2 separate regions of the Homo sapiens genome follow, and region 2 is linked to region 1. Evidence: read pairs that join two places in POLR2A ChIA-PET (ENCODE). Cell type or tissue: Panc1. All regions are shown on one strand. Links, peaks and the distances in the headings refer to the core of each region. The heading gives the core; the rest is flanking DNA. Region 1 has its middle 14 kb from the start of SPACDR. Region 2 overlaps LOC107986829 (a long non-coding RNA gene).

Region 1 (5,374 bases), core at 141-5,140:
TACAAAAAATTAGCTGGGCGTGGTAGCCGGCACCTGTAGCCCTAGCTACTTGGAAGGCTGAGGCAGGAGAATGGTGTCAACCTGGGAGGCGGAGCTTGCAGTGAGCTGAGATCTTGCCACTGCACTCTGGTCTGGGTGACAGAGTGAGACTCCATCTCAAAAAAAGAAAAAAAAATTAGCTGGGCATGGTGGCGCGCACCTGTCATCCCAGCTACTCGGGAGGCTGAGACAGGAGAATTGCTTGAACCTGGGAGGCAGAGGTTGCAGTGAGCTGAGATCACGCCACTGAACTCCAGCCTGGGCGATAGAATCAGACTCTGTCTTCAAAAAATAAAAATAAAAATAACAAACTTCCTCAGGCTTCAGGGAGTGTTGAGTTAACCTGCAGAAACAAGGTAAGTTCCTGGGAGGTGCTAACTAGCAGTTGCCGGAGACAGAACCAGCCCAGCCTTTGGGCTCACAAAGACCAGGTTCAAATTCTGCCTTTCCTGGCTGTGTGACCTTCAGCAAGTGAATTAACCTGTCTGAATCTCTGTCTCAAAAGCAAGGCTCTGTCTCAAGAAAAAAAAAAAAGGAAAATAAATGAAATAGTTATTAGAGTGTGGTCCTGGACCAGAGCATCGCATTCCCCAGAGAGTAGTAGAAATTCAAACTCCAGGCCCTGCACCGCAGACCTACTGAATCAAAAACCCTAGGATGGGGGCCAGCAATCTGTTTGAACACGCCTGCTGAAGTTTGGGAATCACTGCCACACTGCATGGGAATGTAGACTGTTGGGATTCTGAAGCTTAGGACATATCACAATCTCCTGAGAGCTTGTTAAAAACACAGATTCCAGGCCGGGCATGGTGGCTCACACCTGTAATCCCAGCACTTTGGGAGGCTGAGGCAGGTGGATCACGAGGTCAGGAGATGGAGACCATTCTGGCTAACGCAGTGAAACCCCGTCTCTACTAAAAATACGAAAAATTAGCCAGGCGTGGCGGCACTCACCTGTAGTCCCAGCTACTTGGGAGGCTGAGGCAGGAGAATTGCTTGAACCCGGGAGGTAGAGGTTGTAGTGAGTGGAGATTGCACCACTGCACTCCAGCCCGGTGACAGGGCGAGACTCTGTCTCAAAAAAATAAAACAAAAACAAAAAATAAAATAAGAAAAAAAAAACACAGATTCCAGGCCATGAACGGTGGCTCACGCCTGTAATCTCAGCACTTTGGGAGGCCAAGGCGGGTGGATCACCTGAGGTCAGGAGTTCAAGACCAGCCTGGTCAACATGGTGAAACCCTGTCTCTACAAAAATATAAAAATTAGCTGGGCATGATGGCAGGTGCCTGTAATCTCACCTATCTGGGAGGCTGAGGCAGGAGAATCGCTTGAACCTGGGAGGCAGAGGTTGCAGTGAGCCGAGATCAAGCCACTGCACTCCAGCCTGGGCAGCAGAGCAAGACTCCGTCTGAAAAAAAAAAAAAAACCCACAGATTCCAACTGGGTGTGGTGGCTCATGCCTGTAATCTTAGCACTTTGGGAGTCCAAGGTGGCAGGATCACTTGAGCCCAGGAGTTTGAGGCCAGCCTGGGCTACATAGCCAGACCCCATCTCTACAAAACAAACAGACAAAAAAGAAAAGTAGCTGCTGGTGGTGGTGGTATGTGCCTGTGGTCCCAGCTGCTCGGGAGGCTGAGGTGGAGGATGGCTTGAGCCCAGGAGTTTGAGGCTGCAGTGAACCATGATGATGCCGCTGCACTCCAGCCTGGGCAACAGAGCGAGAGCCTGTCTCAAACCAGACAAGACAAAACAAAACAAAAACCAGATTTTTGGCCTCAAAGTCAGAAACTGAGGTGGGGTCTGGGAATCCTTTTTTTTTTTTTTTTTTTGAGATGGGGTCTCACTCTGTTGCCCAAGCTGGAGTGCAGTGGCACAATCTCGGCTCACTGCAACCTCCGCCTCCCGGGTTCAAGCGATTCTCCTGCCTCAGCCTCCAGAGTAGCTGGGATTACAGGCGTGCACCACCACGCCCGGCTAATTTTTATATTTTTAGTAGAGACGGGGTTTCACCATGTTGGCCAGGCTGGTCTCGAACTCTTGACCTCGGGTGATCTGACCACTTCGGCCTCCCAAAGTGTTGGGATTACAGGCATGAGCCACCACGCCCGCTGGAATCGATATTTTAACCGGAGATGAGTTTTATTGGGGTGGGGGGTGCCCCGGAGGCTGCACTGCGGGGAGATCACAGAAGGCACCTTGGGGTATTGGAGACTCTGGCCTGGGGGACTGAGGACTCCCCTTGGGTGGAGGAGGGGAGATGCAGCTGGAGAGAGGACACCTGGACACCTGCCCAATCCAGTGACGTCAGCCTCGTCTGCTGTCAGAAGGGGGCGGGGCCTCGGGGGCGGAGTCTCTCCCGCCTCAGCCCTCGGTCTAGTCTGGCCACCTTCCCAGTCTGGTGGGTGCAGGTGGGGAGAAGCCTGGGTCTGGGGGCAACAAGCGCGGGTAAGACCTGTAGGGGGCCAGCTAGGGACGCCAGCGGGGGCCGGGTGGTCGGGCGTGGCGGCCGCGGCGAAGCTGGGGGACTTGAACAGCCTGTCTCGTCTTGGTCCTGACCTCCAGGTGGCGCCGCGGTGCGCGGACCGGCGTTAAGGTCGCGTCGCCCTTGGCCTCTGGCTGGGGAAGCCCCTACGGCCTAATGGGGGTGGTGGAGGAACTGCTAGAGGGGCTCTAGGCCATAGCCGGGAACAGAGAGACCTCCCTATGTGAGCCCCCGGAGACCCTGACCGCGGGCTCTGCCGCTCCTCCCAGCACCCCTACGACATTAGCCGATGGGGGAGCCGACATTAGCGGATGGATTCTTAAACACTAAAGGGTCTCCAGAGCATAAAATGGGCACTGGTGACACTGCTTCCACGGGACGGTTAGTTTCTAGTGAAAACAGCTTCTCCACTGCGCATGATGGCTCATGTCTGTAATCCTGACATTTCGGGAGGCCAAGGTAGGGAGAACTGCTTGAGCCCAGGAGTTCAAGACCAGCCTGGGCAATATAGTGAGACCCCATCTGTCGCTTTTTTTTTTTTTTTTGAGACGGAGTCTTGCTCTGTCGCCCAGGATGGAATGCGGTGGCGCGATCTCGGCTCATTGCAACCTCCACCTCCCAGGTTCAAGCGATTGTCGTGCCTCAGCCTCCCGAGTAGCTGAGATTACAGGCATGTGCCACCACGCCCAGCTCATTTTTTTGTATTTTTAGTAGAGAGATGGGGTTTCACCATGTTGGCCAGGCTGGTCTGGAACTCCTGACCTTAAATAATCCACCTGCTTTGGCCTCCCAAAGTGCTGGGGTTACAGGCGTGAGCCACTGCGCCCAACCATGAGACCCTATTTCTAAAAAAAATAATTTTAGGCCGGGTGCGGTAGCTCACGCCGGTAATCCCAGCACTTTGGGAGGCGGAGGAGGGTGGATCACCTGAGATCAGGAGTTCCTGACCAACCTGGCCAACATGGTGAAACCCTGTCTCTACTAAAAATACAAAAATCAGCCGGGCATGGTAGTGGGCGCCTGTAATCGCAGCTACTAAGGAGGCTGAGGCAGGAGAATCGCTTGAAACCGGGAGGCAAAGGTTACAGTGAGCCGAGATTGCGCCACTGCACTCCGCCTGGGCAACAGAATGAGACTCCGTCTCAAAAAAAAAAAAAAAGAAAAGAAAAGAAAAGAAAAAATAAATAATAATTAAATTAACTGGCCATAGTGCCATGCACCTAAAAGTCCCAGCTACTTGGGAGGCTGAGGTGGGAGAATTGCTTGAGTCCAGGAGTTAGAGGCTGCAGTGAGCTGTGATTGCATCACTGCACTCCAGCCTGGTTAACAGAGCAAGACCTTGTCTCAAAACAAAACAAAATTCAACAAAACAAATCCTGCCTCATCCGATTCTTGGCCAGGACACACTGGTGTGGAAACCCTCCTTCCCCACCAAGTTCGCATCCTGCCCGGCCCCCCGGGTTCCACCTGCAGCCACTCTATCCCTCTAGCCCAGAACTAACCCAGCCTCCACCCCTTGTCGTCCCTTTGTTTTCAGGATAACCTGAAATCCTAGCACTTTTGGAATAAACCTGTAATCCTAGCACTTTGGGAGTCCAAGGTGGCAGGATCGCTTGAGCCCAGGAGTTTGAAGCCAGCCTGGGCTACATAGCCAGACCTCATCTCTACAAAACACTCCCTGTGCCCTGGCCTTTCCTCAGCCTGGGGGCCAGTAGAAAAAGTGTGGGGCATTTCGAGGTTTTTCTCAGGTTGAAGGACTGGCAAGGTGTGTCTGTGGTAGTAACTTGTGGGGAAGGGACTGGGCCCTGATTCTCAGGGCTCTGCTTTGAGCCTAGGCTATATTTTATTTAATTTTAATATTTATTTATTTGTTTGTTTTGTTTTGTTTTTAGTTGTTTGAGAAGGAGTTTCGCTCTTGTTGCCCAGGCTGGAGTGCAGTGGCGTGATCTCGGCTCATTGCAACCTCTGCCTCCCAGGTTCAAGCGATTCTCCTGCCTCAGCCTCCCGAGTACCTGTGATTACAGGCATCTGCCACCACACTCCGCTAATTTTTGTATTTTTAGTGGAGACGGGGTTTCACCATGTTGGCAAGGCTGGTCTCAAACTCCTGATCTCAGGTGATCTACCACCTTAGTTAGCCTCCCAAAGTGCTGGGATTACAGGCATGAGCCACCGGGCCCGGCCTTATTTATTTTATTTATTTTTATTTATTTTTTTTGAGACAGAGTCTCACTCTGTCGCCCAGGCTGGAGTGCAGTGGTGAAATCTTGACTCACTGCAACCTCTGCCTCCCAGGTTCAAGCGATTCTCCTATCTCACCCTCCTGAGTAGCTGGGACTACAGGCGCACGCCACCACACCTGGCTAATGTTTGTATTTTTAGCAGAGATGGGGTTTCACCATATTGGTTAGGCTGGTCTCGAACTCCTGACCTCAGGTGATCCATCCGCCTCTGCCTCCTAGAGTGCTGGGATTACAGGCGTGAGCCACCACGCCCGGCCATAATTTATTTTATTTTTGAGACAGTGTCTTGCATGTCACCCAGGCTGGAGTGCAGTGGTGCAATCACAGCTCCCTGCAACTTCTGCTTCCCGGGGTCAAGCGATCCTCCCATCTCAGCCTCCCAGGTAGCTGGGACTACAGGCATGTGCCATCAAGCCTGGCTAATTTTCTGTATTTTTGGAAGAGATGGGGCTGGTCTCGAACTCTTGAGCTCAAGTGATCTGCCTGCCTCAGCCTCCCAAAGTGTTGGGATTAAAGGCGTGAGCCACCGTGCCTGGCCTTAAGCTTCTTTTCTTCTTTTTTTTTTTTTTCCTTGAGACGGCATTTCACTCTTGTTGCCCAGGCTGGA
Region 2 (5,374 bases), core at 268-5,267, 69 kb before region 1:
AAAATGCAGAAATATAGACTTTATTTTGAATTATCTTTTTTTTTTTTCTTTTTTGAGACAGCGTCTCACTCTGTTGCTCAGGCTGGAGTGCAGTGGCACAATCATGGTTCACTACAGCCTGGACCTCCTGGGCTCAAGTGATCCTCCCAGCTCAGCTGCTGGAGTAGCTGAGACTATAGGCGCATGCCACCATGCCCAGCTAATTTTCTCATTTTTTGTAGAGACAGAGTCTCCCTATGTTACCCAGGCTAGTCTTGAACTCCTGGGCTCCAGTGATCCTACTGCCTTGGCCTCCCAAAGTGCTGGGATTACAGGTGTAAGCCATAGTGCCTGGCCTTTGGATGGTTTTATGCCTAGATAAAAACTCTATTACTATGGAAGAATGGAAGGATACTGGTGGAATTAGTCACATTCTCTGCTACACAGTCTTGAACATTTCCTGAACATTCTCAGGAAGCTATCAGTAGAGTACACCACCTACGTAAAGCGATAAAGCAAGAAAGAAGACTTGGGATCCATGAGTGAGGGTATCCAATTCAACAAAGACGAAGGGAGTCCCTAGGGTAATAGTGAGAGGAGACCCCAAAATGACAGCTGAGTTGCTGCCCTAGAAAGCAGCTAGTCCAAAGTAGAGAAGATCAGAAGGTAGGTTTCACAGAGAGCAGGCAATAAGATTTTTAAAAAGGTAAAAAAAAAAGAAACAAATCAGAAGGTTCTTGGAGGGATTCCTTCAAGAAGATGAAACTGACTGAAGACCTAATAATTTACCTTCACCTAGCAGGTGCAGCAATATGCCTTCACTGCCCTGTGACAATCTACTCTGTATGTTTGAACATAATGAGAAGACTTATTTTACAGCAGGGATTCAATTAGGATTAATACCTAGAAACATCGGCAAACCAAAAGATAAGGCAATTATTAACTCCAAGGGAAACAAATGGCTCAATTATGAATAGCATATATACACTTATAAAAATATAACCCTAGGACAGGCGCGGTGGGTCACACCTGTAATCCCAGCACTTTGGGGGGCCGAGGCAGGTGGCTCGCCTGAGGCCAGGAGTTTGAGACCAGGCTGACCAACATAGCGAAACCCCGTCTCTACTAAAAATACCAAAAAAAAAAAAAATTAGCTGGGCGTGGCAGTGGGCGCCTGTAATCCCAGCTACTTGGGAGGCTGAGGCAGGAGAATCGCTTGAAACCAGGAGGCGGAGGTTGCAGTGAGCCGAGATCGTACCATTGTACTCCAGCCTGGGTGACAAGAGTGAAACTCCGTCTCTCTCTCTCTCTCTCTCTCTCTCTCTCTCTCTCTATATATATATATATATATACACACACACACACATACTTACACACATATACGTATATATATGTGTATACATATACACACATATACATATATACTTATATATATATGTATACATATATGTGTGTGTATATATATACACACACATACATAAAATCCTAAATCTCTTTCTAACTAAAATGACAAATACAGAGCCTCCCTGACTTATGATGGAACTGTGTCCTGATTAATTCATTATAAAATCAAGAAAATCCTTAAGTCAAACCATCCTAGCTCCCTGACTTATGATGGGACTGAGTCCTGATTAACTCATTGTAAAGTTAAGAAAATCATTAAGTCAAACCATCCTAAATTGGGGGACTGTCTGTGTTCAGAGGATGGTGGGATGGGAAGTGTGTGTGTGTGTGTGTGTGTGTGTGTGACTGGTGTGTGTGTGTGTGACTGGTGTGTGTGTGTGTGACTGGTGTGTGTGACTGGGAAGTGAAAGAGAGCTAACCCTCACTGTCCACACGGTAAGTCAATAGATAATAGGTAATACTGAAAAAAAAAACCAAGAGCTAAAGACATAACTGTATTATTTAGACATATAAATATAAACCAAATAACAAAAGATCAGCTATAAGAACTGAAAAAATGCTTACTTCTGAGGAGCTGAAAATGGAGGAGAGTTGAAAAGGATCTTCTCTTTTTTCTAACATGTCTTTGGAAGTATTTAACTCTTTAAATTACGACCACGTCCAAATTTATTAAAAATAAGACACAAATTTGGCTGGGCGTGGTGACTCATGCCTATACTTCCAGCACTTTGGGGGGCCAAGGCAGGAAGATCGCTTGAGGCCAGGGGTTAGACGCCAGGCTGGGCAACACAACAAGACTCCATCACTACAAAAAATAAAAAGTAAAATAATTAGCCAGTGTGGTAGCCAGCTACTAGGGAGGCTGAGGTGGGAGGATTGTTTGAGCCCAGGAGTTTAAGGCTGCAGTGAGCCATGATCATGCCACTGCACTACTGCAGCCTGGGCAACAGAGTGAGACCCTGTTTCCAAACAAAACAAAACAAAACAAAACAAAACCCAACCTAAAACATAAGTTTTAAAAAATGAAAAGATAGGCTGGCCGCGGTGGCTCATGCCTGTATTCCCAGCACTTTGAGAGGCCGAGGCGGGCAGATCACCTGAGGTTGGGAGTTCAAGACCAGCCTGACCAACATGGAGAAACCCCATCTCTACTAAAAATACAAAATTACCCGGGCGGTGGTGGTGCATGCCTGTAATCTCAGCTACTCAGGAGGATGAGGCAGGAGAATTGCTTGAACCCAGGAGGCAGAGGTTGCAGTGAGCTGAGATCGCGCCATTGCACTCTAGCCTGGGCAACAAGAGCGAAACTCCATCTTAAAAAATAAATAAATATGAAAAGATAAATTAATCAGATTTTCTTTCTTGGGCCTTTTAGGTGAGAAATGTGGAACCGGGTAGAAGGAGACAAACACTAACAAGTGGTAGGTGGTGGCTAAATCACATTGACACTTGGAGGGAGAGGGAACATTCACCAATTCCTTTTTTTTTTTTTTTGAGATGGAGTCTCGCTCTGTCGCCCAGGCTGGAGAGCAGTGGCACAATCTCGTCTCACTGCAACCTCTGCCTCCCAGGTTCAAGCGATTCTCCTGCCTTAGCCTCCCTAGTAGTTGGGACTATAGGCGTGTGCCACCACACCCAGCTAATTTTTTTGTATTTTTAGTAGAGACGGGGTTTCACCGTGTTAGCCAGGATGGTATCCATCTCCTGACCTTGTGATCTGCCCGCCTCAGCCTCCCAAAGTGTTGGGATTACAGGTGTGAGCCACCGTGTCTGGCCCATTCGCCAATTCCTATTGTGAAGCACCTAGAGTTTTTCCTGGACTCAGAACTTCCTTGGGTTTCAACCTACATGAATTCTGATTCCACTATGGCTTAGTTCTAAGAGATCAGGTCTCCCTTATCTATCTCTTTCTCTTACTTGAGCTTTGTTGAGTGAACTTTTTTGTTTCTTGCAGTGAAAAAAGCCCTGCTAAAATAGAGGTAGATGCTGCTTCCAGAATTCCTTATTAGTTGAAAGTATAAAATGTAGCAAGTTGGCCTGATGCAGTGGCTCATTCCTGTAATTCCAGCCCTTTGGTAGGCCAAGACAGGATCACTTGAGCTCCGGTGTCCAAGACCAGCATGGGCAACATAGGGAGACCCACATCTCTACAAATAATTTAAAAATAATATGACTGTGACAAATGATTGGAAAGAAAAAAAATTTAAAAATTAATAAATAATTTTTAAGGCCAGGCGTGGTGGCTCACACCTGTAATCCCAGCACTTTGGGAGGCTGAGGCAGGTGGATCATGAGGTCAGGAGATCGAGACCATCCTGACTAACACGGTGAAACCCTGTCTCTACTAAAAATACAAAAAAATTAGCTGGGTGTGGTGGCGGGTGCCTATAGTCCCAGCAACTCGGGAGGCTGAGGCAGGAGAATGGCGTGAACCCAGGAAGTGGAGCTTGCAGTGAGCCGAGATCGCGCCACTGCACTCCAGCCGGGATGACAGAGCGAGACTTTGTCTCAAACAAACAAACAAAAATAATAATAATTTTTAAAAAGAAATAAAAATTAGCTGGGTGTGGTGGTGTGTACCTGTGGTCCCAGGTACTCCACAGGCTGAGGTGGGAGGCTGAGGTGGGAGGATCACTTGAGCCCTGGAGGTTGAGGCAGCAGTGGGCCATGATCATGCCACTGCACTCCAGCTTGGGTGACAGAGCAAGACCCTGTCTCAAAAAATAAAATAAATAAAATGCAGCAATTTGTCCTTCATTCTCTGCCCTCCCATCCCCCACATTTTGAAGGAGATCTTATATTACTAAGGAATATTCATTGCTAATTATTATTCATTACTAATGAATATTCATTACAACTTACTATTCATTACTAATGATTTTCTAAGCTCTACTGATGTGACAGGTCCTTGCATTTCTGCCAGTTATATCTCACAACCCCATTACATCCACGTCTCAGCAAGACCTGGGGGATCTTTGATACTTCAAGTCCAAGGCAAATCAGCATGATATTGTCAATGACGATCAGGATGACATCCTACAGAGGAGTCAGTTAGTGTGATCAACCATCCCAGTTTGCCAGGGACCTGGGGGCTTCCTAGGATGCAGAACTTTCAGTGCCCGAATAACAGTTTCAGGTAAACCTAGATGGCTGGTCCCTAGGTAAAGTGGACTAGGTCCCTGTGAAAGGATACTGCTACCCCTTCCAGGTAAAGATAAATAGCTGGGATGGGTAAAGAGAAACAGAGGCCAGGTGCAATGGTTCATGCCTATAATCCCAGCACTTTGGGAGGCTAAGGAGGGAGAATTGCTTGGTGCTAGGAGTTGGGAGACCAGTCTGGGCCACATAGTGAAATGCCATCTCTTTAAAAAAAAAAATTAAAAAAATTAAAAAAAAATTTAGCCAGGTGCAGTGGCATGTGCCTGCAGTTTTTTATTTGTTTGTTTGGGTTTTTTTGTTTGTTTTGATTTGTTTTGAGACGGAGTCTCTCTGTTACCTAGGCTGGAGTGCAATGGCGTGATCTCGGCTCACTGCAACCTCTGCCTCCTGGGTTCAAGCAATTCTCCCGCCTCAGCCTCCCGAGTAGCTGGGAATACAGGTGCCCGCCACCACGCCCTAATTTTTGTATTTTTTTTTTTTTAGTAGAGACGGGGTTTAACCATGTTGGTCAGGCTGGTCTCAAACTGTTGACCTCAGGTGGTCCACCCACTTTGGCCTCCCAAAGTGCTGGGATTACAGGCATGAGCCACTGTGTCCATCCGTGCCTGTGGGTTTGAGGCTGTGATGAGCTGTGGTTGTGCCTCTGTACTCCACTGTGGGCAACAGAGTGAGACCCTTTCTCTAAATTGAAGACAGCATATCAAGTACCCACGTAATTAAGCCCAAGGTAATCCTCCATTATTTTTCAAGTCCTGTCCATCTTTGGTACTAACCAGCCTGGAGAAACAGCCTCCAAGGTTCCCATCCTCCTCTTCAGGAACTCTGGGTCAAG

The links. ChIA-PET counts read pairs that join two places held together with the same protein. Peaks named below come from ENCODE experiments on the same cell type or tissue, not always from the same donor. Only the 100,000 strongest peaks of a DNase experiment are listed, where the experiment ranks them.
Region 2: POLR2A ChIA-PET joins it to region 1 with 6 read pairs; 7 of 35 experiments call an interaction of 5 or more read pairs at or near these places.

The regions. Positions count from the first base shown.
Region 1 is chr7:100,447,857-100,453,230 of GRCh38, reverse strand. No RefSeq gene overlaps it. Among named protein-coding and RNA genes, the nearest start is that of SPACDR, 14 kb to the left of the region's middle. RefSeq lists a silencer at 2,342-2,441. In Panc1, for the core only: CTCF peaks have their summits at 2,391 (motif pointing right) and 2,597 (motif pointing right); DNase peaks (open chromatin) are centred at 2,320 and 2,600; H3K4me3 peaks cover 1,105 bases; H3K27ac peaks cover 772 bases.
Region 2 is chr7:100,516,698-100,522,071 of GRCh38, reverse strand. LOC107986829 (a long non-coding RNA gene) reads right to left here. Exons shown (of 4, transcript XR_001745301.2): 3 at 5,316-5,374; 4 at 36-2,188. Among named protein-coding and RNA genes, the nearest start is that of AGFG2, 20 kb to the left of the region's middle. In Panc1, for the core only: no CTCF peak of the experiment used is centred there; no DNase peak of the experiment used is centred there.